2 separate regions of the Homo sapiens genome follow, and region 2 is linked to region 1. Evidence: read pairs that join two places in POLR2A ChIA-PET (ENCODE). Cell type or tissue: OCI-LY7. All regions are shown on one strand. Links, peaks and the distances in the headings refer to the core of each region. The heading gives the core; the rest is flanking DNA.

Evidence for each region. Peaks named below come from ENCODE experiments on the same cell type or tissue, not always from the same donor. Only the 100,000 strongest peaks of a DNase experiment are listed, where the experiment ranks them.
Region 2: POLR2A ChIA-PET joins it to region 1 with 6 read pairs; 11 of 35 experiments call an interaction of 5 or more read pairs at or near these places.

What each region holds. Positions count from the first base shown.
Region 1 is chr7:101,225,981-101,231,346 of GRCh38, reverse strand. No RefSeq gene overlaps it. Among named protein-coding and RNA genes, the nearest start is that of CLDN15, 9.1 kb to the left of the region's middle. RefSeq lists a silencer at 4,118-4,294. In OCI-LY7, for the core only: no CTCF peak of the experiment used is centred there; a DNase peak (open chromatin) is centred at 2,796; H3K27ac peaks cover 564 bases.
Region 2 is chr7:101,280,158-101,285,523 of GRCh38, reverse strand. No RefSeq gene overlaps it. Among named protein-coding and RNA genes, the nearest start is that of LNCPRESS1, 17 kb to the left of the region's middle. In OCI-LY7, for the core only: a CTCF peak has its summit at 2,351 (motif pointing right); a DNase peak (open chromatin) is centred at 2,373.

The DNA.
Region 1 (5,366 bases), core at 251-5,250:
TTACTGTAGTCCCAGCTACTCAGGAGGCCAAGGTGGGAGGGTCGTTTGACCCCAGGAGTTGGAGGCTGCAGTGAGCTGTGAACCACTGCACTCCAGCCTGGGCGACAGAGGGAGATCCTGTCTCAAAAAAAAAAAGAGAGAAAACAAAAGGACAATGAGGCCGCTAGGAAGAAGCCTGGTATCCAGCAAAGTGGGCAATGGAGCCCCATCCCAGCACTATCCTCTGCAGTGCGAACAAGTGGCCAGTCCCTTGGGGAGCCCTGGATTCTGACCACAGCCCCTCCCCTTTCTCCTTCATCTCATTCGCCCTCACCAACCCTCCCCTGGAATGGAGAGATCTGCATTGGCATTCCACCTGTGCCTCTCCCCTGCGCTTCAGAAGTACATGTATGTTCCTACCATGTGGGCTCCAGACACATCGAATTCATCACTTTCCGCAGAGCTGCAGTCCCCATCACCCCTGTCACCAGCATGGCTGACATCTCTGTCTGCAGATGGACAACCTCTCCCTCCCCTCTGCTCCACCACTTCCTCTCCTCCGTTCATTGCCAAATCCTCCAGACTCTCCCTCTATGGTGTTTTTCACACCCATCTACTTCTCTCTCTTCTCCACTGCTGGTCCTGGGGCAGGCCCTCATACTCTCCTGCCCCCCCACAACTACAGGGTTCCCCCAACTGGGCGTCTCAAGCACGGTCTTCCTAATGCACTCCTGGAGAACCACCGACCGCCCTGCCTTGGCAGCTCCTGGCCCCGCCAGAAGAAAGCCCCAGACAGTTATGAACTTGACATGCTGCCTGGGCCTGGCCCACCTCTCCATCCCCATTGCTCCCTTTCCTCCGGATAAACCGTGCTCCACCATCACACCAGGCTGCTTCCTGGGCCCTGGACACACCTTCACCTTGGGGCTGGGATCCTTGGGATCCTTTTGGCTGGGCTCCAGCCAGAAACACTGGTGCTTTTTTTTTTTTTTTTTTTTTTTTTTTTGAGACAGAGTCTTGCTCTGTCACCCAGGCTGGAGTGCAGTGGTGCGATGTTGGCTCACTGCAACCTCGGCCTCCCAGGTTCAAGAGATTCTCCTGCCTCAGCCTCCCAAGTAGCTGGGACTACAGGCGTGCGCCACCATGCCCAGCTAATTTTTTTGTATTTTTAGTAGAGACAGGGTTTCACCATGTTGGCCAGGCTGGTCTCAAACTCCTGACCTCAGGTAATCCGCCTGCCTCAGCCTCCCAAAGTGCTGGAATTACAAGTGTGAGCCGCTGCGCCTGGCCAGATGCCCTGGTGCCTTTTGAGCTGCTCCCTACATAAAGGGTCCTGTGGCCAACAAGTCTGTGACCAACTGCAATCCTCTCCTTCCACACCGTCTTCTGTCTTTTACAGGCCAGGCTCAGTAGAAGTGTCTTTTACAGGCCAGGCTCAGTGGATCATGGCCATAATCCCAGCACTTTGGGAGGCCAAGGCAGGAGAATCCCTTAAGCCCAGGAATTCAAGACCAACCTGGGCAACGTAGCGAGACCCCATCTCTACTAAAAAAATAAAAATTAGGGCCAGGAGCAGTGGCTCACACCTGTAATCCCAGCACTTTGGGAGACTAAGGTGGGCGGATCACCTGAGGTCAGGAGTTCAAGAGCAGCCTGGCCAACATGGCAAAACCCCAACTCTACTAAAAATACAAAAATTAGCCAGGAGTGGTGGCACACACCTATAATCCCAGCTACTCAGGAGGCTGAGGCAGGAAAATTGCTTGAACTTGGGAAATGGATATTGCAGTGAGCTGAGATTGTGCCACTGCACTCCAGCCTGGGCGACAGAGCGAGACTCCGTCTTGAAAAACAAACAAAAAGTGTCTTACAATCCTGAAAGGCCATGAGAGTGCTCCCTATAGTGAAGGAAGACAAAAGTCAATTACAACTGCTGACACCTCCAGGCACTTCCAAAAGTCTTCAGTGTGCCACCCCCACATGTCTACCTCCTTTTCCCAACACCAGCCTGCCTCTTCTCACTTCTTCCCCCTTCAGGAAAAACAACCTGTGCCCAGTTTTACAACTCGGCATTTAAGTGTGTGCCTTAATATGGTCACCAGGTTGAGTTTTGATTTCTTCCCGGGTGGACATGTGACTACAAAGGGTTATGGAGACATTTGCCCTTTTTCAGAACACATACTGAGCTGCTTCCCTGCTAGAAGCTGGAGTGGGCCTGTGCCCTCAAAGAACCCACAGCCTAGGAGCAAACACAAATGTAAACCACTGGCCGGGCGCAGAGGCTCACACCTGTAATCCCAGCACTTTGGGAGGCCGGGGTTGGCGGATCACCTGAGGTCAGGAGTTCGAGACCAGCCTGGCCAACATAATGAAACTCCATCTCTAATAAAAATACAAAATTATTAGCCAGGCGAGGTGGCGGGTGCCTGTTATCCCAGCTACTTAGGAGGCTGCAGCAGGAGAATCGCTTGAACAACCAGGGAGGCAGAGGTTGCAGTGAGCTGAGATCGTGCCACTGCACTCCAGCTTGGGTGACAGAGTGAGACCCTGTCTCAAAAAAATTAAAAGAAAAAATAAAAAACATCCAAAAACTAGCGGGGCATGGTGGTGGGCACCTGTAATTCTAACTACTCAGGAGGCTGAGGCACGAGAATCACTTGAACCTGGGAGGTGGAGGTTGCAGTGAGCCAAGATCATGCCACTGCACTCCAGCCTGAGCGACAGAGTGACACTCTGTCTCAAAAAAAGAAATGTAAATGCAAACTGCTGGCTACCTGACAATTGGGCCAGGTGCTGGGTTTAGTCCCCAGGGAGCTGGCTGTGAAAAACTCAACAACATGCTTTAGGTCTTGGCAGTATCATCAAGCGCTCTCATTTGCTGCGTACTCACTAGAAGTCAGGTCTCGGGCTAGGTGTATTGAATTCTTGCAATAGCTGCAGCATGGCTCCAACAGCATCAGAGAGGTGAAGTGACCTGTCCGAGCTACACCACTAGTTAGTACTCAGACCAGGATTTCTCCAAGACTGAAGACACAATTGCCCTGCTTCCCAGAATTCTTGGCTCTCCTAACTCACATCAATTAAAATCAAGATCTTTTTTTTGTTTTGTTTTGAGACAGGGTCTTGCTCTGTTGCCCAGGTTGGACTGCAGTAAAGTGATTGCTGCCCACCACAGCCTCAACCTCCCAGGCCCAAGCCATCCTTCCCTGAGTAGCTGGGACTAAAGGTGTGCGCCACCATACCTGGCTAATTTTTAATTTTTTTTTTTTTTTTTTTTTTGAGACGGAGTCTTGATCTGTCGCACAGGCTGGAGTGCAGTGGCGCAATCTCGGCTCACTGCAAGCTCCGCCTCCCGGGTTCACGCCATTCTCCTGCCTCAGCCTCCCGAGTAGCTGGGACTACAGGTGCCCGCCACCAGGCCGGCTAATTTTTTGTATTTTTAGTAGAGACGGAGTTTCACCGTGTTAGCCAGGATGGTCTCGATCTCCTGACCTCGTGATCTGCCTGCCTCGGCCTCCCAAAGTGCTGAGATTACAGGCATGAGTCACCGTGCCCGGCCAATTTTTAAATTTTTTGTAGAGATGGGGTCTCCCTGTGTTGCCCAAGCTGGTCTCAAACTACTAGGATCAAGAGACCCTCCTGCCTCAGCCTCCCAAAGCGTTGGGATTACAGGCCTGAGCCACAGCACCCAGCCTCATTGAAGTTTTTAGGAGTAACCACCCGTGTCCACACTTCCAAACCCTGGCACCAACCTCTTCCTCCTCTGTGCTCCCAGGAAAGGGGGGTGCTGCCCTTATCACATGACACTAGGTTTACCTTCTAGAACCTTAGAGCAGAGTATACATTTCCCAAAGACCAGGTGTCTCCCAAGGTAGGAAAAAATCTCCCTAGCATGAAGGAAGCTGGCAAAATTGTTTCAGGCTGTCCTTGGGGAATTATGGTTTTCTTTCTTTTTTCTTTTTTTTTTTGAGACTGAGTCTTGCTCTGTCACCCAGGCTGGAGTGCAATGGCGTGATCTCAGCTCACTGCAACCTCTGCCTCCTGGGTTCCAGCAATTCTCCTGCCTCAGCCTCCCAAATAGCTGGGATTACAGGCGTGTGCCACCACACCTAGCTGATTTTTGTAATTTTAGTATAGACTGGGTTTCACCATGTTGGCCAGGCTGGTCTCGAACTCCTGACCTCAAGTGATCCGCCTGCTTCGGGCTCCCAAAGTGTTGGGATTACAGGCGTGAGCCACCTGCCTGGCCGAATTATGGTTTTTCAATGGGGGTCCAAAGTCCCTGGACTCAGCTTCCTAGAGAATGTCATGGATGGCATCAGAGAGCAACCAGAGGCCTTCAGGGTCCAGCCCTGTCCTCTCAAGGTCATTTTGGAAGGCGGAGTACGTCACTGGGGAGAGAAATCTTACATTGAACAGAACCAGTGTGCCTCTTTTTATAACCACAAAATATGAAACAGTCAGCTAAGTTAGGAAAGAATCCAAAGAGATTGTGCTGACAGTGCAAGCTGGACGGGAATCCCAGCCTAGGATGCCACGGAGAAGCACAGATGGTGTTGTTCAGCCCCGAAATAGTCTTTTCTTTTCTTTTTGGAGACGGAGTCTCACTCTGTTGCCCAGGCTGGAATGCAATGGCGCGATCTCAGCTCACTGCAACCTCTGCCTCCCGGGTTCAAGCGATTCTCCTGCCTCAGCCTCCTGAGTAGCTGGGATTACAGGCACATGCCACCATGCCTGGCTAATTTTGTTTTTTTTGTTTTTTTTTTTTGAGATGGAGTCTTACTCTGTTGCCCAGGCTGGAGTGCAATGGTGAGATCTCAGCTCACTGCAACCTCCACCTCCCGGGTTCAAGCGATTCTCTTGCCTCAGCCTCCCAGGTAGCTGGGATTACAGGTGCCCACCACCACGCCCGGCTAATTTTTGTACTTTCAATAGAGATGGGGTTTCACCATGTTGGCCAGGCTGGTCTCAAACTCCCGACCTCAGGTGATCCACCTGCCTTGGCCTCCCAAAGTGTTAGGATTACAGGCGTGAGCCACTGCACCCGGCCTTTTTTTTTTTCTTAGCCGGGGTCTCATTCTGTTGCCCAAGCTGGAGTGCAATGACGTGATCTCGGCTCACTGCAACCTCCGCCTCCCAGGTTCAAGCGATTCTGCTGCCTCAGCCTCCAGAGTAGCTGGGACTACACGCACACGCCACCATGCCCAGCTAATTTTTGTATTTTTAGTAGAGACAGGGTTTCACCATGTTGGCCAGGCTGGTCTCAAACTCCTGACCTCAAGTGATCTGCCCACCTCAGCCTCCCAAAGTGCTGGGATTACAGGCGTGAGCCACCTTGCCTGGCCGTAACACTCCACTTTTTAATGGGAGGACAAAGATTTTTGAGC
Region 2 (5,366 bases), core at 48-5,047, 54 kb before region 1:
GGGAGCACGTGAGAAAAAGGCCTAGGGGCAGGGACTGCCAAGGTCATGGCCGAGAGAGGCCACATATGTGTGAGCTGAAGGGACACGAAGGATGTGTCTGGAGAGGCACACGGGGAGGGTGTCCTTCGGGAAGCCTGGCGTGGTGTTGTCACCACCAGGTTTGGAAGAGTGCGGGAGATGGCTAGGCAGCGGCTCCTCACCAGGACCTGCCTCCACCTTAGTCCCCTCTCGGGCCACTTGTCTGTCACTTCTGCTCTTTTTTCTTTTTCTTTTCTTTTTCTTTCTTTCTTTTTTTCTTTTTTTTTTTTTGAGACATGGATCTGGCTATGTTGTCCATGCTGGTCTCAAACTCCTGGCCTCACAACATCTTCCCCACTCGGCCTCCCAAAGTGCTGAGACTACAAGCATGAGCCACCATGCCTGGTCTCTTTTCTTTCTTTCTTTCTTTCTTTTTTTTGGGGGGCGGGGGTTGGGGGGGGAGTTTCGCTCTTGTTGCCCAAGCTGAAGTGCAATGGGGCAATCGGCTCACCACAACCTCTGCCTCCTGGGTTCAAGTGGTTCTCCTGCCTCAGCCTCCGGAATAGCTGGGATTACAGGCATGTGCCACCATGCCCGGCTAATTTTGTACTTTTAGTAGAGACTGGGTTTCTCCATGTTGGTCAGGCTGGTCTCGAACTCCTGATCTCAGGTGATCTGCCCGCCTCGACCTCCCAAAGTGCTGGGATTACAGGCCTGAGCCACCGCGCCCAGCCAAATTTTTTTTTTTTTTTTGAGCAGTCTTGCTCTGTTGCCCAGGCTGGAGTGCAATGGCGCGATCTCGGCTCACTGCAACCTCTGCCTCCCGGGTTCAAGCAATTCTTCTGCCTTAGCCTCTAAATAGCTGGGATTATAGGCGCGCGCCACCAAGCCTGACTCATTTTTGTATTTTTAGTAGAGAGATGGGATTTCATCATGTTGTTCAGGCTGGTCTCAAACTCCTGACCTCGTGATGCACCCGCCTCGGCCTCCCAAGGTGCTGAGATTACAGGCGTGAGCCACCGCACCTGGCCTCTTTTCTTTTTTTTTTTTTTCTTTATTTTATTCTTTATTTTATTTATTTATTTTGAGACGAAGTCTCGCTCTGTCGCGCAGGCTGGAGTGCAGTGGCGCCATCTCGGCTCACTGCAAGCTCTGCCTCCCGGGTTCACGCCATTCTCCTGCCTCAGCCTCCCAAGTAGCTGGGACTACAGGCGCCCGCCCCGACGCCCAGCTAAATTTTTTTCTATTTTTATTAGAGACAGGGTTTCACTGTGTTAGCCAGGATGGTCTCGATTTGCTGACCTCGTGATCCATCCGCCTCATCCTCCCAAAGTGCTGGGATTACAGGCGTGAGCCACCGCACCCGGCCTTTCTTTTTTTTTAAATCATAATACATTTTTTGTCTTATCAACAAAAGTCAGGCATGAAATAGAACATTTTGAAATACATATAAAGAAAGTGAAAAAAATTAGTCACATATTCTTGAAAGAATTTCTGGTAACGTTTCAGTGTCTTTCTAGCATTTTTTTCTAAGTATACATACATGGAGATTTTCCCCATTAATCAGAATTTTTTTTTTTTTTTTTTTTTTTTTTTTTTTTTTGAGATGGAGTCTATGGAGAGGCTGGAGTGCAATGGTGCGATCTCAGGTCACTGCAACCTCTGCCTCCCGGGTTCGAGCAATTCTCCTGCCTCAGCCTCTAGAGTAGCTGGGATTACAGGCGCCCGCCACCACACCCGGCTAATTTTTGTATTTTTAGTAGAGACGGGGTTTCACCATATTGGCCAGGCTGCTCTCGAACTCTTGACATCAAATGATCCGCCCGCCACGGACTCCCAAAGTGCTGGGATTACAGGCGTGAGCCACCGCACCCGGCCTAAAACAGATTTTTCTTTTTCTTTTTTTTTGAGACGGAGTCTCGCTCTGTCGCCCAGGCTGCAGTGCAGTGGCGCAGTCTCGGCTCGCTGCAAACTCTGCCTCCCGGGTACACGCCATTCTCCTGCCTCAGCCTCCCGAGTAGCTGGGACTACAGGCGCCCGCCACCACGCCCGGCTAATTTTTTGTATTTTTAGTAAAAACGGGGTTTCACCGTGTTAGCCAGGATGGTCTCGATCTCCTGACCTTGTGATCCGCCCGCCTCGGCCTCCCAAAGTGCTGGGATTTCAGGCATGAGCCACCGCGCCCAGCAATCAGATCTTTCTTAAAAAGAAGTGGGAAATCTCGTGGGGTTCACAACGTAGATGCAGCCCCTGGCCTATACCTTGGGGTTTTCAGGATGAGAACCTGGAGGAGGTCTCTAGCCTTTCTCTTCAGCGGCAATACCGCTCTCGACCACAAGAGGGGGATGTGTGCTTAAGAACGTTGGCCCCAAAGCTGGAAACCGCAGCTCTGGCACCTGGTGCTGGCAGCTCCCACTCGGATCACCCTTAGTCGCTCCTAGCTTTCCTGCTCACTGCTCAGTGCGCCTCTTGGAAACCTTGGTTCATGAGGGAAAAAAGACAGAACTCACATGCTCACTCTTGCATCGTTCTGCCCGAATTTGGCAAATCTCTGGACAGCTCTGCCCTTGTGTTGCAGCCTCCAGCTTCACAGGCCATCGCCCCCAGCCTCACACTCTTCACCAATATCCCATCATTGCCCAGGACCCATAAGGCCTGTCGGGCCCAGGATGCCCTGGTCCAGCTTCCAGCCTCCTTCCCTGCCGCCTGCCACCCCACAGCCTCTGTTTTTGGACAGCAGTGGGCTTATGTCAGCTGCGATTACGATCACTCACCTCTGCCACCCACAGACCTTCCTGCGTACAGCTTTTTCTTTTGTTTTTTTGTTTTGTTTTTGTTTTGAGATGGAGTCTTGCTCTGTTGCCCAGGCTGGAGTGCAATGGTGTAATCTCGCCTCACTGCAACCTCTGCCTCCTGGGTTCAAGCGATTCTCGTGCCTCAGCCAAGTAGCTGGGATTACAGGCACCCACCACCATGCCTGGCTGATTGTTTTTTTGTTTGTTTGTTTGTTTTGGAGACAGATTCTCGCCCTGTCGCCAGGCTGGAGTGCAGTGCAGTGGTGCGATCTCAGCTCACTGCAACCTCCGCCTCCCAGGTTCAAGCGATTCTCCTGCCTCAGCTTCCCGAGTATTTGGGACTACAGGCATGCGCCACCATGCCCAACTAATTTTTGTATTTTTAGTAGAGATGGGGTTTCACCACCTTGGCCAGGCTGGTCGCGAACTCCTGACCTCAGGTGATACACCAGCCTCCACCTCCCAAAGTGCTGGGATTACAGGCGTGAGCCGTCGCGCCCGGCCAGAATTTGGCGAACCTTTGGACAGCTCTCCCCTTGTGTTGCAGCCTCGGGCTTCACGGGTCATCACCCCCAGCTTCACACCCTTCACCGGTTTCCCATCATTGCCTAGGACCCAGTCTGAACTCCTTATAAGGCCTGTTGGGCCCCGGATGCCCTGGTCTCGCTTCCGGCCTTTTTCCTTGCCACCCGCCACCCCACATACTGTTACCAGACAGCACTGGGCTCATGTCAGCTGCGTTTGCGATCACTCAGCTCTGCCACCAGCAGACCCTCCTGCATGCACCTTTCCAGAAGGCTCTTCCCAGCATTTTCTTTCTTTCTTTCTTTCTCTTTCTTTCTTTCTTTCTTTCTTTCTTTCTTTCTTTCTTTCTTTCTTTCTTTCTTCCTTCCTTCCTTCCTTCCTTCCTTCCTTCCTTCCTTTCTTCCTTCCTTCCTTCTTTCCTTTTTTCTTTTCTTTTCTTTTCTCTTAAAAAAAATGGAGTCTCACTCTGTGGCCCAGGCTGAAGGGCAGAGTGGCACAATCTCTGCTCACTGCAACCTCTGCCTCCCAGGTTCAAGCGATTCTCCTGCCTCAGCCTCCTGAGTAGCTGGTACTACAGGTGTGCGCCACCACACCCAGCTAATTTTTGTATTTTTAGTGAAGACGGGGTTTCACCATGTTGGCCAGGATTGTCTCGATCTCGATCTCATGATCTGCCCGCCTCGGCCTTCCAAAGTGCTGGGATTACAGGCATGAGCCACCCCACCTGGCCTTCCCAGCCTTTCATAAGGAGTTATCTCTTCCCAGAAGTCTCCCTCCACGCTGCGAGTCTGTGTTATGTCATTCTCTGAGCTTCCATGGGGCCCAATGAGCCCCTGTCACACCACTTAGCGTGCTGGAGTGCCTGCCTGCCTTCTCAGATGGAAGCCCCATGAGGGTAAGCACGTGTCAGCCTCACGCATGCATATCCCCAGCACCTCGACGCTGTGCTTGGCACCCCATAGGGCTCAGTAAGGATTTTACTAAATATGGCCAGGTACAGTGGCTCACACCTGTAATCTCAGCACTTTGGGAGGCCATGGTGGGAGGATCGCTTGAGGCCAGAAGTTTGAGACCAGCCTGGGCAACATAGTGAGACCCCATCTCTTCAAAATATTAAAAACTTAGCTAAGTGTGGTGGCGTGGCCTGTAGTCCTAGCTACTCAGGAGGCCAAGGGTGGGACAGTCGCTTGAACCCAGGAGCTCAAGGGTGCAGTGAGCTATGATTGTGCCACTGTACTCCAGCCAGGCTGACAGAACGAGATCCTGTTGCTGCAAAAAACTGACTAAATGTGTGAATGAAGGAATGAATGTGTTCACTGTTCCCTGAGGAGGGTCTGCAAAAGCCAGTACATGTCCTTCCACCCCCTTTCCTCCCTGTTCACTGGGTGCCTCTCATTGTCTCCCAAGCCTCTGCAGACACATCCCAGGGAACAGTGCTGCTGAAGGACTAGTTCTGTTCCTTGTGATGGTGGAAAGAAATGGGATTTGGGCCAGGCACGGTGGCACACACCTGTAATCCTAACACTTTAGGAGGCTGAGGCAGGAGGATTGCTTGAGGCCAGGAGTTTGAGGCCAGCCTGGGAAACATAGTAAGACCCCCATCTCTACAAAAAACAAAGATTAGCCAGGTGTGGTGGTGCATGCCTGTAATCCCAGCTGCTCGGGAAGCTGAGGCAGGAGGATAGCTTGAACCCAGAAGGTTGAAGCTGCAGTGAGCCGTGATCACGCCAGTGCACTCCAGCCTGGGTGACAGAGTGAGACCCTGTCTCTAAAAAATTAAAAAAAAAAAAGAGGCCAGGCACAGTGGCTCATGCCTGTAATCCCAGCACTTTGGGAGGCCGAAGCGGGTGGATCATGAGGGTCAGGAGTTTGAGACCAGCCTGGACAATATGGTGAAACCCGTCTCTACTAAAAATACAAAAATTAGCCAGGCTTGGTGGCACACACCTGTAAGCCAAGCTACTTGGGAGGCTGAGGCAGGAGAATCCTTCAACCCAGGAGGCGGAGGTTGCAGTGAGCCAAGATCAC